Linked DNA regions of Homo sapiens: region 1 is linked to region 2. Evidence: read pairs that join two places in POLR2A ChIA-PET (ENCODE). Cell type or tissue: B cell. All regions are shown on one strand. Links, peaks and the distances in the headings refer to the core of each region. The heading gives the core; the rest is flanking DNA.

Region 1 (9,899 bases), core at 4,459-6,958, 150 kb after region 2:
CTATCCTCTGGGACCACAATGCCCTGTGTTCTCTCCATCAGGGCCTTTACAAGCTACTGCCACTGGGGAGGGCTGTGTCTGCCTTGTGTCTTTAGTACCCAGGACAAGGCACACAGCAGCCTCAGCAAATATCAGAAAGGAGGAAGGGAGGAAGCTGCTTGTGGTGTCCTAGCCTCAGTGAGAGTGGGGCCTGCAGTCTTGGGTCCAAAAGGCTCATAGAGGGGAGGGCTCCAGGGTAAAGGACACCCAGGGAACTCACTGGGCTGTCTTCTAGCAGGAAGTGGCTGCCACTCCCATCACTCGTCCCCAGTGCTCCTCCCTGGGCCATGGGAGTGGGACGCCTCTCCCTGCACACCCCTGAAGGCCTGGCAGCCCACAGGGCAGGTTCTGGCTCAGCCTGCAAGTGTTCAGTTAAGCCTCAGGCCCTCCCCTCCTTTCCTTTGAGAGGCCACAGCTCATGGCACCTAAGATGTGCAGTCCTTGGTGCTACTTAGTCAGGCCCTAATCCAAACAACTCACTCCTCAGCTGGGTGGCCTCGGAGCAGGAACTTAACCTCTCAGAGCCCCAGTTTCTTGAGCTGCAATTTTGTGAGACTTGGCTAATCATCATCTAGCAGCTATCATTTCCCCGTTTGCTGGAACCCCTGATTTGGGTTTTTAGAATAACAATTTTACAGGTGAAAAAAACAGGGTAAGTGGCAGAAAATGATGGAACCAAGGTTGAGACCGCCAGCCTCCTCCGAAACAGTTATTCCCCCGAATCTCAAAGGTCATGTGTGTGACTGTGCTGTGACATCAATCATCAGCGTGGCTGGGCTTGTCAGCCTCCATGCCTTTGCCCAGGCAGTGCCCTCAGCCTGGAGTGCCCTCGCCATAGCATCTCCTCCGACTGCAACTGGTTTTGCAGAAGCTTCTCGTGCCCGCCTCCTCTATGTAGCTGTTCTCAGTCTTCCAAGTCCTAGCCGTCTACCTCCCTTGCCTTTGTGTAAGCCCCGGGCCTGCTCCCTGTGTGGGCAATGAGCGAGTGGGGGCAAGTAGCTGACTAGAAGAGGAGTGGGAGGGCTGGGGGAAGGGTGAGCAGGAGCTGGAGTCAGACCTGGTGGTGAAGCTCCCCAGCCGTGTGGCCCTGGGTAAGTGGCCTCTGGGTTTTGGGTGTCAGTCCCCTCATCTGTGAAATGGGAATGACAGTAACACCTGTCTCCCAGGCCATCAGCAGGCTTCATATGGCGCTTGTGCCTGGCTGGCATGCAGCGGGTGCTAGGGCTTAGAAGCAAATCTGCAGAGCCACACTGGCACCGGCTTGAGGGTGAGAGGACAGCCAGGGGCAGAGAGGAGAGGGGAAGGAGCGGGGAGCCCTGTGCTTCTAACAGGCCACAGGCTTCCATGTCTCTGGGCTTTGGCCCACACTGTACCCCACACCTGCAAAGCCCTCCTCCTCCCCTTTCGTGACTCCAAATGTCACCTGCCTGGTAAAAGCTCTCCCACCTCTCCAGGCAGCACCCCTTCTTCCAGGTACACTCGCAGCGGGGCCCTCCCCTGGATTAATCGCTACAAAATTAATCCCTACAACAACCTGGACAGTAGGAATAGCTGTACCCATTTTATAGATGACTAACTTCAGGCTCAGAGAGGTCAAAGGACTCAAGACAGTGGCTCATGGATGTGGCATTGTGGGGGGGGTGTGCAGAACCTGGCACCAGAGGCTAATGCAGGAGGTGGGTAACTGAAAATCTCCATGGGGACAGTCCCTGAACACCTACTGTGCACCGGGTCTGCTCCTGGCATCTCCTTGGCTAGACTCACCCTGTTCAGCACCATGGTGGCAGCCGAGGGCAGGACCTGGAGCGTTTTCTTCCCCATGCCTCCCTGATACCCACACAGGGCGTGGAGGGAGGAAGTTCCACATGTATTTCTGGAATGCCTGTATGAAACTGACGCTGGCTTCAGAGACCTGCCCGGTGAGGCCTCTCCATGGCGACCCCGTCACTGCTGGGCAAGAAGGCTTTCCAGTCCCGGGCTTCACCACAGTGCCTTCCAGGTGCCCTCACATGCCCCATCCTGCCAAAGTCAGTGCTTCTCCTCTGGGTTTCCCTGCCCGCTCCTTATCCCAGGCAGGCCAGGCTGGGACTATCTTGCTCATTTGGAGTCCTGGCGTTATTCCAGTCCTGCCTGGAGCAGGGGTCCTTCCGGTTGGATGAGTGAGCTGGGCTTCCTTCTTCCCTCCCTCCTGCCTTCCCCAAACATTCGCTGAGTACATACTGTGCCAGGTGTATCCCCGAGGCATCAAAAGCGGGAGGCACAGGGGGAATGAGGCATCTCGGAGGCCAACTGGCAGAGGGGTCACACAAAGCTGTGTGAATTTGGACTGCCGACTACCCCTTTCTGTGCCTCAGTCTCCATATCGCTGAAATGGGGATAATAACAGGCTCTGCCTCACAGACTATGAGGCTTACGGTTGAATGAAATAATGTGATCCTTAAATCAGTGGCTGCACAGGGTAAAGGCTCTGGAAATAACAATCAAATTCTCTTCTTCCATCATGCTGTATAATTATGTGCGTGCTGTATAACCATGTCAGGAGTGGGTAGTCCTTTCGGAGGAGGGGACAGCTACAGGGAGGATGTGCTGGTGGACTCCGTGGCCTCTGCCCACTTCCCATCTCCCGGAGGGTACTAATTTTGCCCTTCCATCCCCCAGCCTGGCCCCCATGTCCCGAGGTTTCAGGAAGAAGAAGAACCCTGCCCCAGCCAGTCCCCAGGATTGGCCAGGTGTCCTCCCAGTTGTCCTGTGGAGACTTGCTGCAACCCACCCACCCATGCCAGGCAATGAGCTAGGCCCAGGGAGCTTCATCCATCCAGATGGACAGGTAAGCACCGTTCATTCATTCCTTCACAATGACATGACACACGGATGCACCTACCAAGTACCAGGCCCTGTGCCAGGCTTGGAGGTACCCTGGGCAGAGGTTGTCATACCTCAGCAGGCAAGGCTTCCCCCAGGGGCCATCTGGAAATGTAGACTCATGGGCTTCACCTCGAGAGTTCGAGTTCCCTCACAGATCTAGGATTCTGCACCTCTAGCAAGTGCTACAGGACAGATCCAAGCCTGGAGGACGGGGGTGGGGCTCAGAGCCAGAGAGACTCCATGAAACCGGTGACTCTTGTGCCAGGCCTTGGGAGTAGGGAGAGTTTTCCAGAAGAAGAAAGGATGATGGAGGCCAGGGGACGCCTCCTGGGCAACCACCACAGCCTGAGTAAGACCTTGATGTGGGCAAGTGTCTGGGACATGTGGGAATGGCAGGTGAGCTGGGGGCTCGCCTGCGGGGCTCAGCACAGAATGAAAAGGCAGGGGCAGAGCCACTTGTTCAAAAGTTAAGAATCTCAAGAGTGTGACAGCAGGAGCATTAAACCAAGCTAAGGGCCCTTCTGGGTGTGGGGCCCAGTGGGGCTGCACAGGTCAAGCCGGCTCTTCCAGGGACCCAGCTAAGTGGGTCACCCCTGCTGGGACCAGCCCAGAGTGCTCAGGACCTCAAGGCCTTAGCCAGGCAGCTGAGTACCTGGGGTTCCAGCCACCCCAGCTCCAAGCCCCAGGCCTCTGTGACCCTCCCTGTGCCCTGTTCCCTCTCTGGTTCCCGCAACTACCCTCACCTCCAAGGTGGCAATAGCCTCCTCCCGCCGGTCTAATCCCAGGCACATGTTGCCAGCATCAGCTCCATAAAGTGCCTCTCCAGTTCCTGTCACTCCCCTGTCCAATAACCTTCAATAGCTCCCTCCTGCCCACAGGATAAAATCCAAACGCCCGAGCACAGCCACAGGCTCCTGCCCTGCTCTGCAGCCTCCAGTCCCAGCAGCCCCTCGGCAGCCCCTCCGCCAGACTCACTGTCCCAGCCCACCCATTTAACCCCCAATATTCCTGCTGCCAGGGCCCCCTCCTGGAATGCCCTCCCCAAATCCTCCCAAGCTGCAGCCTCCCATCTCACGGGCACCTGCCTGGCGTAAGCTGGCACACACTCTTGCTGCCTTCTTGTGTGACTAACGAGGCCCCTGCCCACAACTCTTCCCTCTAAGAAAAACGGCTCCCATGGACTGGTATGGCTCTTTGAACACAGCATCTCATCTCGCTCTCCCCACAACCTGGAAGGTAGGTTCTTTACGTGCATTTTGCTTGCGAGAGAGTGGAGGCTCTGAGAAGCTAAGGAATTTGTCAAAGGTCACACAGCTAGAAAGAGGCCAAGCCCAGAGTCCAGCCCAGCTCTAGACCCTTATACTTTCTTTCAGTACGAACTGCGCACCTACCGTTCCCTTTTCTAGCTAAGACCCAATACATATGGTCAAAGGTGGCCCCCTTTGAGGCCCAGCACAAAGGACTGTGGGAGCATCAGTAACAAAATCGGCAGGAACCACTCACCTAAAGAGGAATGGCATCTGCTCCCTCTGAATCATCCTTACCCGGAGGCAGGGGTCTGGTCCTTAGTAAACTTTGAAGAAACTGAGGCACAGGGAATTTAAAGCCTCTAACCTAAGGTCACACAGCGGGAAGTGGTAAAACCTGAGGTTCCAAAGCACTGGTGAAAAATCTGGTTAAGTTCTCGGCCTCTCAAGGAATCAGTTCTGGGGTCACAAAATCCAAGAGCCAATAACTGCAGGCACAGGGACTGTGCTGGCCTCATTTCTGCTCAGCTCTGCCCTCGCCCCTATCCCCACCTCACCCCACCCACCCACTTAGCCTGGGAGCTCTCTGTGGGCAGGATAGGCCTGCCCCATCCCGGCCGGCCGAGCTGAGCCAGGAAGCTGAGCAACTCAAAAGGCCCCCAGCTGGACTCCTGGGAATCAGCAGCCCAGACCTAATAGGCATTAGGTCTCTTACCTAATACCTCTTCTTCCTGACCTCCTGCCACGAGCACTCCCCAAGCAGAACACAGGGTTGAGTCCCTGATGCTCCCTGTGCCCCAAGGCAAGATGTTTCCTTTTACAAATCATTATTATTACTATCATTACTGTTATTTTAATTTAAATCTTTTGACGTTCAGGCAGATGTTTCTCTGCAGCCGTAAGGGCATGTCTGTGGGAGGATGGCACCTCGGGGACTGGCCTGAACTCTTGCCACGTGGGACAGCCCAACCAGTGGGCGGCCAGCTCCATCCTCCTCCAGGGGTCTGTCGCTGCTCACTTATCAGGCTGACATCCCACAGGGGGGCCACTGCCCTGCCCGCCCCTTTGGCTCCAGGCCTGCCGACTAGAACCAGAGCTGGAGGGGTGGGCAGGCGGGGGCACGTGGGAGGGGGCCGAGCCCTCACCACAGGCCCCTTTGCAGTTCAAAGTGACACACTCAGACAGCCGTCCCTTCAAAGGCCAGACAACGCCTGCCCTGAATTGCTGCACCGGCAGCCCGGAGCCAGGAAGGCACTGCAGGGGTAAAGGTGGCCCTGTGAGGGCTGGCCACGCTCCCATCCATGGCATGGACTTCCACTATCCTGGGCAGGAGGGCAGACCCTGGCCGGCCCCACCCTGTGGTGTAATCCTTGGAAAATCACCTTCCCTCTCTGAATCTCGCTGCTTTCACTATATATTTGCAAAGTACTCAGAAGGCACTCAGGGGTGGTCATGCATAAAGCTGACAACACTGAGGACGAAGATGATGATTCAGAGCCTCTCTCTGAGAGGCACCGCCCCAAAGACAGGCCACCTGAGTGTGATTCCCATCAGCTGCTAACTAGCTGTGTGACCTAGGGCAAGACACTTAGGTTCTCTGTGCTTTAATTTCCTCCCCTGTAAAATGGGGTTTGGAAGGGATGACGCCATGCCTGTTTGGCACCAGACAGGTCACAGATAACAACCCTCCCCCCCAGTGATGAAATGTGCCCTGCCTACTGCCAGGAGAGTTGTTCAGGCCAAGTCAGACCCACTGAGAAGGCTCAGTGCAGGTGCTCCCCCAAGCCTGGGTTCCCGGGAGCTGAGAAGTGGTTCCAAGGGCAGGTTGTGGCACCCGCAGATGCTGACTCTGTGCTGCATAGCCCCCCACTGGCTGTGTGGCCCTAGGTGTGTGGCTTCACCCCTCTGAGCCCCAATTCTGTCACCTGGAAACCCAGGCAAACAATAGTGCTTTTTTTTTTTTTTTTTTTGAGACGGAGTCTTGCTCTGTCGCCCAGGCTGGAGTGCAGTGGCGCAATCTCGGCTCACTGCAAGCTCCGTCTCCCGGGTTCACGCCATTCTCCTGCCTCAGCCTCCCGAGTAGCTGGGAGCTACTCCCGAGTAGGTCACAGGTGCCTGCCATGACGCCCAGCTAATTTTTTTGTATTTTTAGTGGAGACGGGGTTTCACCGTGTTAACCAGGATGGTCTCGATCTCCTGACCTCATGATCCACCCGCCTTGGTCTCCCAAAGTGCTGGGATTACAGGCATGAGCCACCACACCCGGCCAACCACAGTGCTTTTAGGAAGTCTCATCAAGATCTAGGGTGCCATCTGAAGCTGGCAATCATCAGCTTGCCACCTTGGGGAAATCACTGCACCCAAGTCAAGCTTTGATGTTGGCAAAATGGGAAATAATATTAATAAAACCTGCCCCCAGAGCAGTAAGAAGATTCAGTGAGTGAATCCCCATCAAAGCTTTACCACAAGCAGCATAAAATGAACACTGGCCATTCATTAGGAGCCATTTCTTCAACAAACAACATTGGGTTGCAGTACCAGCCCACCATCGGGGCACCAACCCCAGCCAGAGGCCAGACTCCACCCTCCCAAAAGGCTGCTGAAAGTTTTCTCGTGACACAATGCCTGGGTTCCATTTACTAGCTGTGTGACCTTGGGCAAGTTACTTAACTTCTCTGTGCCTCGGTTGTCTTACCTGAAAATGCAAATAATAATGGAAGCCATGTCGTAGTGTCATTAAAGAATGGAAAGTGCTGAGAGCAGTGCCTGATGGACCACAAGTGCTAAACAAGCATCAGCTGGCGTTATTATTGCTGCTGCTGTCGTGCATGCTCCAGGTCTGCCCGGCCCGTCAGAAAGCCCCAAGCAGCTGGGCTTCCTTCTGCGGCTCACAAACTTGGGAAGTGTTAGGTCCTGAGAGGTGCCCCAAGTACCGTGCAGAATGGAGGCTTCTGTGGGCTTCCTCTCTGGTCTGTTTCCCTAGCAGCTGGAACGCTTAGAAAAAAAGCACCCAGCCTGCTGGGCTTGTCAAAGCAGGACTGGCTTTACTAGAACCAGGTTTGGATGGTAATTTTGTGGTCATAACTATTTTCCTTACATACTGCTATAGAAAGGGGAACCCCTGCTTTTTTTTTTTTTAATCTAATTGAAGACACCATCAAGCGTAAATATGCTGGAGTTTTTAATAAAAACACGATGGAGAAAAATATTCAAAGCTCAATAATCAGAAGCAATTTGCGTCGCAAGCAGAGATGTGTCATTCCTCCCACACCCCCCTCCCCGCTTGGCTGTGCTCTGTGCGGGACTAGCTTTGGGGATGGCAACTTTAGACCTATGGCAAAAATAATGAACAGCAGTGAGGCTTAGAGATAGCCTGAAAAATCTCCTGGAAAAGAAAAACATATGCCAAAGAGTGTGGTATAAAAGTCATATTTCATGCCTGACTTTAGAGAATGTTAATAAGGATTAGAACCATACTCCAACAGAACAACTATCAGTCAAGGCGGGGTAATTAATTTCGCTTCAGATCTCTGGGAAAATGAAAGCGGTTAAGTGTTGTTTCGCAGCGTAGAGATTCCATCGCTCTAAGACAACCCAAAGAACTTCCAAAGCCATGTCCTGAACCCAGCTGAGACCTGGCTGTTGCTGGCGGCCTCTCCTGATCTGTCGCCTTGTAGATTTGGGGACCTTTTCCGAATCATAACAATATCAAACTCTTTTTTCCCCCAGGATTGGCTAATAAATATGATTAAGATAACACGACCCAAACCACATGTCCTCTGCTCGGCCTGCAACATGTGGAGGACAGATGTGTCTTCTGTGCACAGATGACCCAGCCGGCTGCTCCCCTGAGGCAGGGACCCTGGGAGATGGAGTCTTGAGAGGTCCTAGCAGCCCACTGGCCCTCTGAGTCCCCAGCCAGGCCTCTGGCCTCCCCATGACCCACTATAGACAGGAAGGGCCAAGCCCAGGGTATGCGGGAGTCAGAGACAAGAAAGATGGTGGGATGTGGCACTGTCCTCACCTGGCTTTTGTCCCCCAAGGTCCCAGTTTAGTAGACCGCATTCCCAAGCCACGTGGCCCCGTGTTATCCAGAAAACTCTCAAAATCATTTCATTGTCCAGGTCCACCTGTCACCCCTTCTTAAAGAGCTGGGATTGAAGAACCTTCCCATCCCTGAGACCTGGGCCCAGGGAAGACAGAGTAGGCCAGTGTTAAAGCCAGAGTCTGGGAGAGGGTTCTCAAAAGGACTGTGGAGTTGCCACACAGCCCCCAAGCCTGGTAGCGTGCAGCTTGGGATTTCCGCCTCTGCTCTGCTACAACAGGACAAGTCCTAGCTGCACTTGGACCTTGGTTTTCCCATTTCTACTGGGATCCTGAAGAGCCCTTTAGCTGGGATATCCTAAAGCAGCCCAAGGTCCCTGTGAGTGTGGCCCTGCTGCACTCAACTGTGGTCACTGGAGGCCACGCAGAAGGCCAGGCCCTGGAAATCAGGCCAGGGAGGCCTGGGACTGCTGAGGTTGACAGCCCTGCTCCAGCTCTGGGGAAAGAAGGGGAGCAGGCTCAGAGGCCAGGGCTGGTGGGGGAAGAGCCCCTCCCACCCTGACCAAGCAGGGCTCCCAGCACCAAGGCAAGGCTCTGGGCCAAGGCATGAGTGAGCCTCCTTCTCTGCTTTCCCTTGGGGACAGGAGGGAGAAAATGGAAGAGTCCCTCAAAGTTAGCTCAAGCCAAGCAGAAGGGCTCCAGCTGGCAGGAAGAAGCAGGGCATTCTATCACTGCATAGAATCAATGAAGTCAGAAGCAAGCAGGCTGAGGGCAGGGCAGGGCACCTCTCTGAGTAAAAAAGGGAAGAAGGGTCCCTGGGGGAGGGGCACTATATCGTGGATGAGCCTCAGCTGCCTGCAGGGCAGGGACAGGGTAACCCGGCCACGGGGAGGAGACCGGGGGGTCTCTCTTCCTGCTGGTCCCTACTCAGAGGCCACTCTGGTGACCAGGCACATCAGGCTCCTCCTGAGCCCAGTGAGGTCAGGACAGCCTGGCCAAGGAACCCTCTGACACCAGTCTCCGAGGCCTCCTTTCCACTGGAGCCGACTGGGCGTGGGCTGTTGCGTCCAGACCCTTATCAATGCTCAGGCGGGGGCCTCCCCCAAGACCAAGGCCTCTTCCCTGCAGAGGAGCCCGGACGGACCGGCGGACGCTGCGGGCCCGGCCGGGCTGATAGGAACCATCTGCGTTGTCTTAGGCCGCCCTTCGGCCCACTGTCCCTCTGAACTCGGCCGGTTCCCGCGGGCCGTTTGATGCTTGCAGGGTCACAGACCCCCGCACACAAATCACCGCCGCGGGGCTGGGGGTGGGGCGGAGGCGCTGAAACCTAATCCGCAGAGTTTGCTCCGCCGCCGCCTCCTTGCTCCTTCCCTCGCTCGCTCGACGCCCCCCACCCACCCCTTTCCAAACAAGGCTTATTTTTCTTGCCAAAAAAACAAAGTTGGTATCAAGTGTTTCGAGGGAGAAAGTCTCTCCCCCACCCCTGACCTGGAAGGAAGGGCCGGTTGCCGACTGAGCCGGGATTGCAGAGGGGGCTCCAGGAGAGGACGGGCGGGAGGTGAGCTCAGGGCTTCTGGCTCCATCGGTCCCCTTCCCCGCTCTCGCCTGCCCGTCCCATACTTAATGGCAGCGAATCCCATGGTCCCCGGCCATGTCCTGTCCCTCTACTCGTCCTGCCCGGAAAGGGTTTCCTCCATCGGAGCT
Region 2 (7,240 bases), core at 1-2,500:
AACTTTGGGAGGCCAAGGTGGGCAGATCACATGAGGTCAGGAGTTCGAGACCAGCCTGACCCACATGACGAAACCCCATCTCTACTAAAAATACAAAAATTAGCTGGGCATGGTGGCGGGCACCTGTAATCCCAGCTACTTGCGAGGCTGAGGCAGGAGAATCACTTGAACCCGGGAGGCGGAGGTTGCCATGAGCTGAGATTGCACCACTGCACTCCAGCCTGGGCAACAGAGCGAGACCCTGTCTCAAAAATAAAATAAAATAAAAAGAAAGAAAGAAGGGGGGCTTAGGATGAAGAAGAGGAGTCTCTTATTTCCCATTGGATCTCTAATTCATGATTTCAGGTGCTTCTAGGCCCTGGTGGCATTTCAAATTTTCAGTGGTCGAAACATCAAATTCTCACTTTAGGGCATTAGCCAATCCAAGTAGGTTTTGTTTCGTTTCGTTTCCCTTCCTTCCTTCCTTCCTTCCTTCCTTCCTTCCTTCCTTCCTTCCTTCCTTCCTTTCTTTCGACGGAATCTCGCTCTGTTGCCCAGGCTGGAGTGCAGAGGCACGATCTCAGCTCACTGCAAGCTCTGCCTCCCGGGTTCACGCCATTCTCCTGCCTCGGCCTCCCGAGTAGCTGGGACTACAGGTGCCCGCTACCACGCCCGGCTAATTTTTTGTATTTTTAGTAGAGACGGGGTTTCACCGTGTTAGCCAGGATGGTCTCAATCTCCTGACCTCGTGATCTGCCCTCCTCAGACTCCCAAAGTGCTGGGATTACAGGCGTGAGCCACTGTGTCCGGCCTTTTTTTTTTTTTTTTTTTTTTTTTCACAACTGAAACATTCTAACTGCTTTGGCTAGCCTACCTCCTGGTTCTCCACTTCACCCTGATGTGGCATCCAGTGAGGCCAGATTCTGGCATGACAGGGGAAGATGTAACTGAGCCACTTCTAAGGCCTAAGAGACAAGGAAGAAGGCTGGCAGGAAGCGGCCTGTGTCTGAACAGCCTTCTTGCAGAACTGCTGGCTTGGGGTCCTGGGATGGTCTAAGTGGTGAGGAGGGGACTTGCAGTGCAGGAGCCAGCATGACTCTCTCACTTTCCAATCCTCCCACTCTCTCCTATCTGAAGAAAGAGGGGAAGCTTCCTGGTTGGCATTCTATGCCCTCGATGGTCTGCTTCTACCCCCCTCTCCGGGCACTCCTCCCACCCCACTCCTTCACTTCCAGCCTCCACACCACAAGCCCCCCATCCCAATACCACAGACCCCTATCACACTGAACTTCTGTTTCCAGAAGGGGTGCTGTATTCATCCATTTTCACGCTGCTGACAAAGACATACCCGAGACTGGGAAGAAAACGAGGTTTAATTGGACTTACAGTTCCACATGGCTGGGGAGGCCTCAGGATCACTGTGGGAGGTGAAAGGCACTTCTTACATGGCAGCGGCAAGAGAAAATGAGGAAGAAGTAAAAGTGGCAAGCCCTGATAAACCCATCAGATCTCATGAGACCATCACTAGACTAGCATGGGAAAGACTGGCCCGCATGATTCAATTACCTCCCCCTGGGTCCCTCCCACAACACGTGGGAATTCTGGGAGGTACAACTCAAGTTGAGATTTGGGTGGGGACACAGCTGAACCATATCAGATGCTGTAAAACAGTAGGCCCTGGAACTGGCCTATTTGGGTTCAAATCCCAACCCCACATCCTATAATTTATATACCCTTGGGAAAATGACTCAATCGCTGAGCCTCAGTTTCGTCAGCTGTAAAATGGGGTCATCATACTGGCCTCAGAAGAATGTTGTGGAGACTCAATGAGAATGCAAAGAAGCCGTTAGCACAGTGCCCAGTGTCTAAAATGCGTTCTGTAAGCATCAGGAGGGGAGGGGGAAAAGTGGGCCGGGGACGGCGGAGCTGCCACGGTTCCAATAGCTCTCCAGTTCCTGGTTCCAGACCTTCCGGGAGGCCTGCAGGGAATGGGTGTTGCTGCATATGGCGGAGGTGGAGGTCCATTTCATGTTTTCCACATGGGTACTCAATTTCGTCCCAAAATTACTTACTGAAGACTCTCTCTGTCCCCTACTGCTCTGTGGACCACCTCTGTCATGGATTATGTGCCTGTGTGTTTGAGGGTCTGCTTCTGGGTTCTACCTTCCCCTCTATTAGTCTTTGTGTCTGTCCTTGTGCTGAAACCACACTGTTTTAATGACTAGAGCGTTGTGATAAGGATGGCCTGACCCCTCCTACCTGTTGCCCTTGAGAACCTCTCAGCTATTCTTAGCCAGTGTTCTAAAAAAAATGCATGCCAAGTCTCATCACTCCCAGCCTAGTCTCCTCTGATGGCTTATTAAAAGGAACTAATGCTGGGAATTTGGCAAGGCCTTAGGAAGGGCTGGAATAAGGCCCATGTTGCTACTGGGAGCCAGGCAGTATTCTTTCTCCTTGCCTAAGCAGTTTTTTTCTCCCTAACCTGCCCTCACTCTCAAGTCTTTTTTACATAGATTAACCTCTAGCTTGTTTATGTGAGATTCACCATTCACCCAGAATCCCCACAAGAGAAGGGCGGCCAGGAGCTGAATCAGCAAGCAAGACTCCTTCTCCTTTACCAGGACAAGGGTGTGGAAGGGGAAGGTGGCTTCTCAAACATCGATCATTTTCTCTCTGGACACCTGGCTGGGCACAGTGGCTCACACCTATAATCCCAGCACTTTGGGAGGCCGAGGAGGGCAGATCACTTGAGGTCAGGAGTTCCAGACCAGCCTGGCCAACATGGTGAAACCCCATTTCTACTAAAAATTAAAAAAAAAAAAATTAGCAGGCTGTGGTGGTGCACACCTGTAGCTACTCAGGAGGCTGAGGGCAGGAGAATTGCTTGAACCTGGGAGGCGGAGGTTGCAGTGAGCCGAGATCGTGCCACTGTACTCCAGCCTGGGCAACAAGAGCAAGACTCTGTCTCAAAACAAAAAACAAACAAACAAAAAACTGTGCGTCACTGGCCCTGATTCTTTAGTCCCCCTGCATGTGCACCCTTTGCCATGTAACTTCATGGTCTTTCCCACCAAAGGTGGAGAATGCTCCCACCCTTGACTGCTCTTGGCCAGTGAGATGTGGTGGGAGAAGTATGGGCCTCATTTTAGTGAACGTCACCTCCAGGTGTCCAGTTTTGCAGAAATGTGAGCCATGGATACTTCTTGGGCTCTATTTCCAGCTTCAATCTCCACATCCATCCACTATCTCCACTCCTGTCTCCTCTGCCCTAGTTCAGGCTCCCTCCCCCAACCCCATCCTCTCTCACCTGACTACAGCGGCTTCCAAATTGGGCTCCCTGACTCCAGCCTTCCCCCACCCTGCTCCCTACACTGCGATGCTTCACTGTGCAGCCCGAGGGTTATTTTAAAAACACAAATCCCAGCACTTTGGGAGGCCAAGGCGGACGGATCACGAGGTCAGGAGATGGAGACCATCCTGGTTAACACGGTGAAACCCCGTCTCTACTAAAAATACACAAAATTAGCTGGGCGTGGTGGCGGGCGCCTGTAGTCCCAGCTACTCGGGAGGCTGAGGCAGGAGAATGGCGTGAACCCGGAAGGCGGAGCTTGCAGTGAGCCAAGATTGCACCACTGCACTCCAGCCTATGCGACACAGTGAGACTCTGTCTCAAAAAACAAAACGAAACAAACCCCCAAAAAACCACAAATCTGCTCGTGTTCCTCCCTACCTCTCTTCTCTCCATGGTGCCCCATGCTCTAAAGCTATAGGTTCAAATCCAGTAGCCCCGGACCTTCTGCTGCAGTCTTATCTCAGGCCCTCCCCATTCTCACTCCTTTTCCCTCACACTGGCTTGCTTGCTTTCTCCTCTCTCCCTTGTTCTTTCTTTCTTTTTGTTTTGTTTTTTTTGAGATGGAGTCTTGCTCTGTCGCCCAGGCTGGAGTGCAGTGGTGTGATCTTGGCTCACTGCAACCTCCGCCTCCCAGGTTCAAGCAATTCTCCCGCCTCAGCCTCCCGAGTAGGTGGGATTACAGGTGCCTGCCACCACGGCCGGCTAATTTTTGTATTTTTAGTAGAAACAGGATTTCATCATGTTGGCCATGGTGGGGAGTGATCAAGGGAATCCTCTGGCTTTGGGGTTCTCTCACAGCCTGAGTGTTTTCATCTGTCAAATGAGCACGGCAGCAAGATCACAGCACCTGCAGTGATACAACAAATGTCAGTGATGTAGGCCAGTGCTTGGCACACAGTGAATGCAGGTGAGGGGGCCTCCGTGATTCCCAGGCCCCCATGAACCCCAGGCACACCCAGGTTATCATGCTGGGGTAGGTCCCCAGAGATCCGAGTCTGAGTCCTATTTCTCCCTAGACCCCGGGAGAATGACTGAGTGAACAATTAAAAATCTAAACTGTGTTTTTGGAATGTTTCTGGAAGCTCCAGGCCTGATTGTCCTGGAACCCCTCCTCTCTCTCCCTGCTCAGAACTCGAAATTGGTCTCTAGCTGGCCTCCGGGGGAGCGGCAGTTTAGCATACGGCCAGCAGATGGCGCTGAAAGCTAAGGGAAGACGCCCCCTCCCCTGGGGCTCCTCCCGTCCCCTCCCGTCCCCTCCCGTTTGCCAACTCCAGCTCCCAGGCTGCCCTTCCAGCAGGGGCGAGGCGCCCTCGGCCGTCTCCTGGGAACCCAGGCCCATTTTGGAGAAGCAGAAAGAAAGCCCAAAACCCTGCTGGGATTCCTGGTTGGGGCCTTACACCCCGGAGACCTCCCCGACCTCCGCTCCCTGGCCTCCCTCCCAGGAAATCACTTAATAAATAGGGCGCGAGGATCCCAAGTGAGAGGAGGTTTTCCTCGGAAGAGCCACTTCATCTGTGAACAAGGAACTATGAAACATCTAAGAGCAGTCTGTGACCTCCCCGTCCATCCTGTGTAAAATATGAAATAAGAGTTTTAATTACCAAGCTTGGAAGGCAGCCGACGTGTTTAATATTTAATGTCTCCGATGCTTGTGCCCCAGGCGTGCCAGCACTGACAGAATCGGGGTTTCCCTTGGGTTGGCTCTAAATGTGCTTGGAGAAGGGCCAGGCAGCCCCCTTCCCCATCACCTGGGAGCCTCTTGTAGCCCTGCCTGGACCCAGGCTCGCCCTGGTCCTCCCACTCCCTGAGGGACCCCTGCTAAGGGGGCCGGTCTCCCACCCTAAGACCAGGACCTGGAGCTCTATGAAGGCATCTAGTTCTCGACTCAGTCCAGCTCCTGGCAGGAGTGGAAGTCAATGAAGTCAGGCAGCGAGAACAAATAGAGGGGCCAGACCCATAGACCTGTTTTTCTGTTTGTTTGTTTGCTTTTTTTGTTTTTTTTTTTTTTTGAGACGGAGTCTCACCCTGTCACCTAGGCTGGAGTGCAATGGTGCAATTTCGGCTCACTGCAACCTCTGCCTCCCAGGTTCAAATGATTCTCCTGCCTCAGCCTCCTGAGTAGGTGGGATTACAGGCATCCGCCACCACACCTGGCTAATTTTTGTATTTTTAGTAGAGACTAAAAATGGTCAGGCTGGTCTTGAACTCCTGACCTCGTGATTCGCCCGCCTCGGCCTCCCAAAGTGCTGGGATTACAGGTGTGAGCCACCGCGCCCGGGCTTTTGTTTTTTGTTTTTGTTTTGTTTTGTTTTGTTTTGAGATGGAGTCTTGCTCTGTCACCCAGGCTGGAGTGCAGTGGTGCCCTCTTGGCTCACTGCAGCCCTGCCTCCCGGGTTCAAGCACTTCTCCTGCCTCAGCCTCCCGAATAGCTGGGATTACAGGTGAGCACCACCACGCCTGGCTAATCTTTGTATTTTTAGTAGAGATGGGGTTTCACCATGTTGGCCAGGCTGGTCTTGAACTCCTGACCTCAAGTGATCCGCCCACCTCGGCCTCCCGAAGTGCTAGGATTACAGGCATGAGCCACCGTGCCTGGCCCAAACCTGGGTTTGAATTCTGTTTTCCTGCAAGCTATCAGCCTCTCTGGGAATGACTTTTATTATCCATAAGGTGGAGAATGTATCTCCTATGTTATGGGTTGTTAATGGTAATAGATTGCCACTTTCGAGGCTTAGTATGTGCCTGGAGCCCTGCTAAGCTCTTCGCATTTACTGAGTGCTTGTCATTTACAACAGCTCTGCCAGGTGGCTAAGATGAGATTTGAACCCAAGATATTCTGACTCCAGAGCTTATGACTCTGAAAGCCTATATGCAAAAGCACCAGGGATTTGGAGCTTGAAGGGGACAGGGCCACCCAGTCTTAGGCCCTAGTTTGTCATATACTGTGGCCCCTCCTCCTGTCTCATAGACAACCAAGAAGATTGCAAACGGGGGCTCAGGACAGGAGCCCAAACCAAATCAACCACATTCCTGTTTTTTGTTGCACGTTTCGACTTCCTGAAGAGAGGTGGTGAGCAAGCAAACTGCATTTGATTTTTGTTTTTTTTGTGTGTGTGTTTGTTGTTGTTGTTGTTTGGAGACAGGGTCTCACTTTGTCACCCAGGCTGGAGTGCAGTGGCATGCTCTTGGCTCACTGCAGCCTCGACCTCACAGGGCTCAAGCAATCCTCCTGTGTCAGCCCTTCAAGCCAATCAGCTGGGATACAGGTGCGTGCCACTAGGCTCAGCTAAATGTTGTATTTTTTGTAGAGACAGGTTTTGCGATGTTGTCCAGGCTGATGCATTTGCTTTTTGATGAGTTGATTGGCACCTTCAGTGTGAGTGGAGTTTGAGGGGCCATCTTGGGACTAGCCATGCACCTTGGTTTGTCTTAGACCTATGCACCATCCCTTGTCCAGCTGGCTATAGCCAAGTTAGTGCCCGTGTCACCTCCCTAGCAGAGCACAGCACATGGATGTTATGATGGGCCATGAGGAGGTGCATCAGCAGTTGGAGCCACTTGTGTTAAAAGATAACCAAGGCTGGGGCGGTGGCTCACGCCTGTAATCCCAAGCACTTTGGGAGGCTGAGGCAGGTGGATCACGAGGTCAGGAGACCGAGACCATCCTGGCTAACACGGTGAAACTCCATCTCTACTAAAAATACAAAAAATTAGCCGAGCGTGGTGGCACGCGCCTGTAGTCCCAGCTACTTGGGAGGCTGAGACGGAGAATCTCTTGAACCTGGGAGGTGGAGGTTGCAGTGAGCTGAGATTGCGCCAGTGCACTTCAGCCTGGGCAACAGAGTGAGACTCCATCTCAAAAAAAAAAAAAAAAAAAAAAGACAACCGAGGCTGGGCACAGTGAACCAC

What was found. Peaks named below come from ENCODE experiments on the same cell type or tissue, not always from the same donor. Only the 100,000 strongest peaks of a DNase experiment are listed, where the experiment ranks them.
Region 1: POLR2A ChIA-PET joins it to region 2 with 5 read pairs; 2 of 35 experiments call an interaction of 5 or more read pairs at or near these places.

What each region holds. Positions count from the first base shown.
Region 1 is chr9:126,626,384-126,636,282 of GRCh38, reverse strand. All of the region lies in intron 2 of LMX1B (LIM homeobox transcription factor 1 beta), which reads right to left. Among named protein-coding and RNA genes, the nearest start is that of LMX1B, 17 kb to the right of the region's middle. RefSeq lists enhancers at 4,804-5,371, 5,372-5,939, 9,794-9,899. In B cell, for the core only: no CTCF peak of the experiment used is centred there; a DNase peak (open chromatin) is centred at 5,642; H3K27me3 peaks cover 2,269 bases.
Region 2 is chr9:126,779,240-126,786,479 of GRCh38, reverse strand. No RefSeq gene overlaps it. Among named protein-coding and RNA genes, the nearest start is that of ZBTB43, 22 kb to the left of the region's middle. RefSeq lists an enhancer at 6,758-6,927. In B cell, for the core only: no CTCF peak of the experiment used is centred there; no DNase peak of the experiment used is centred there.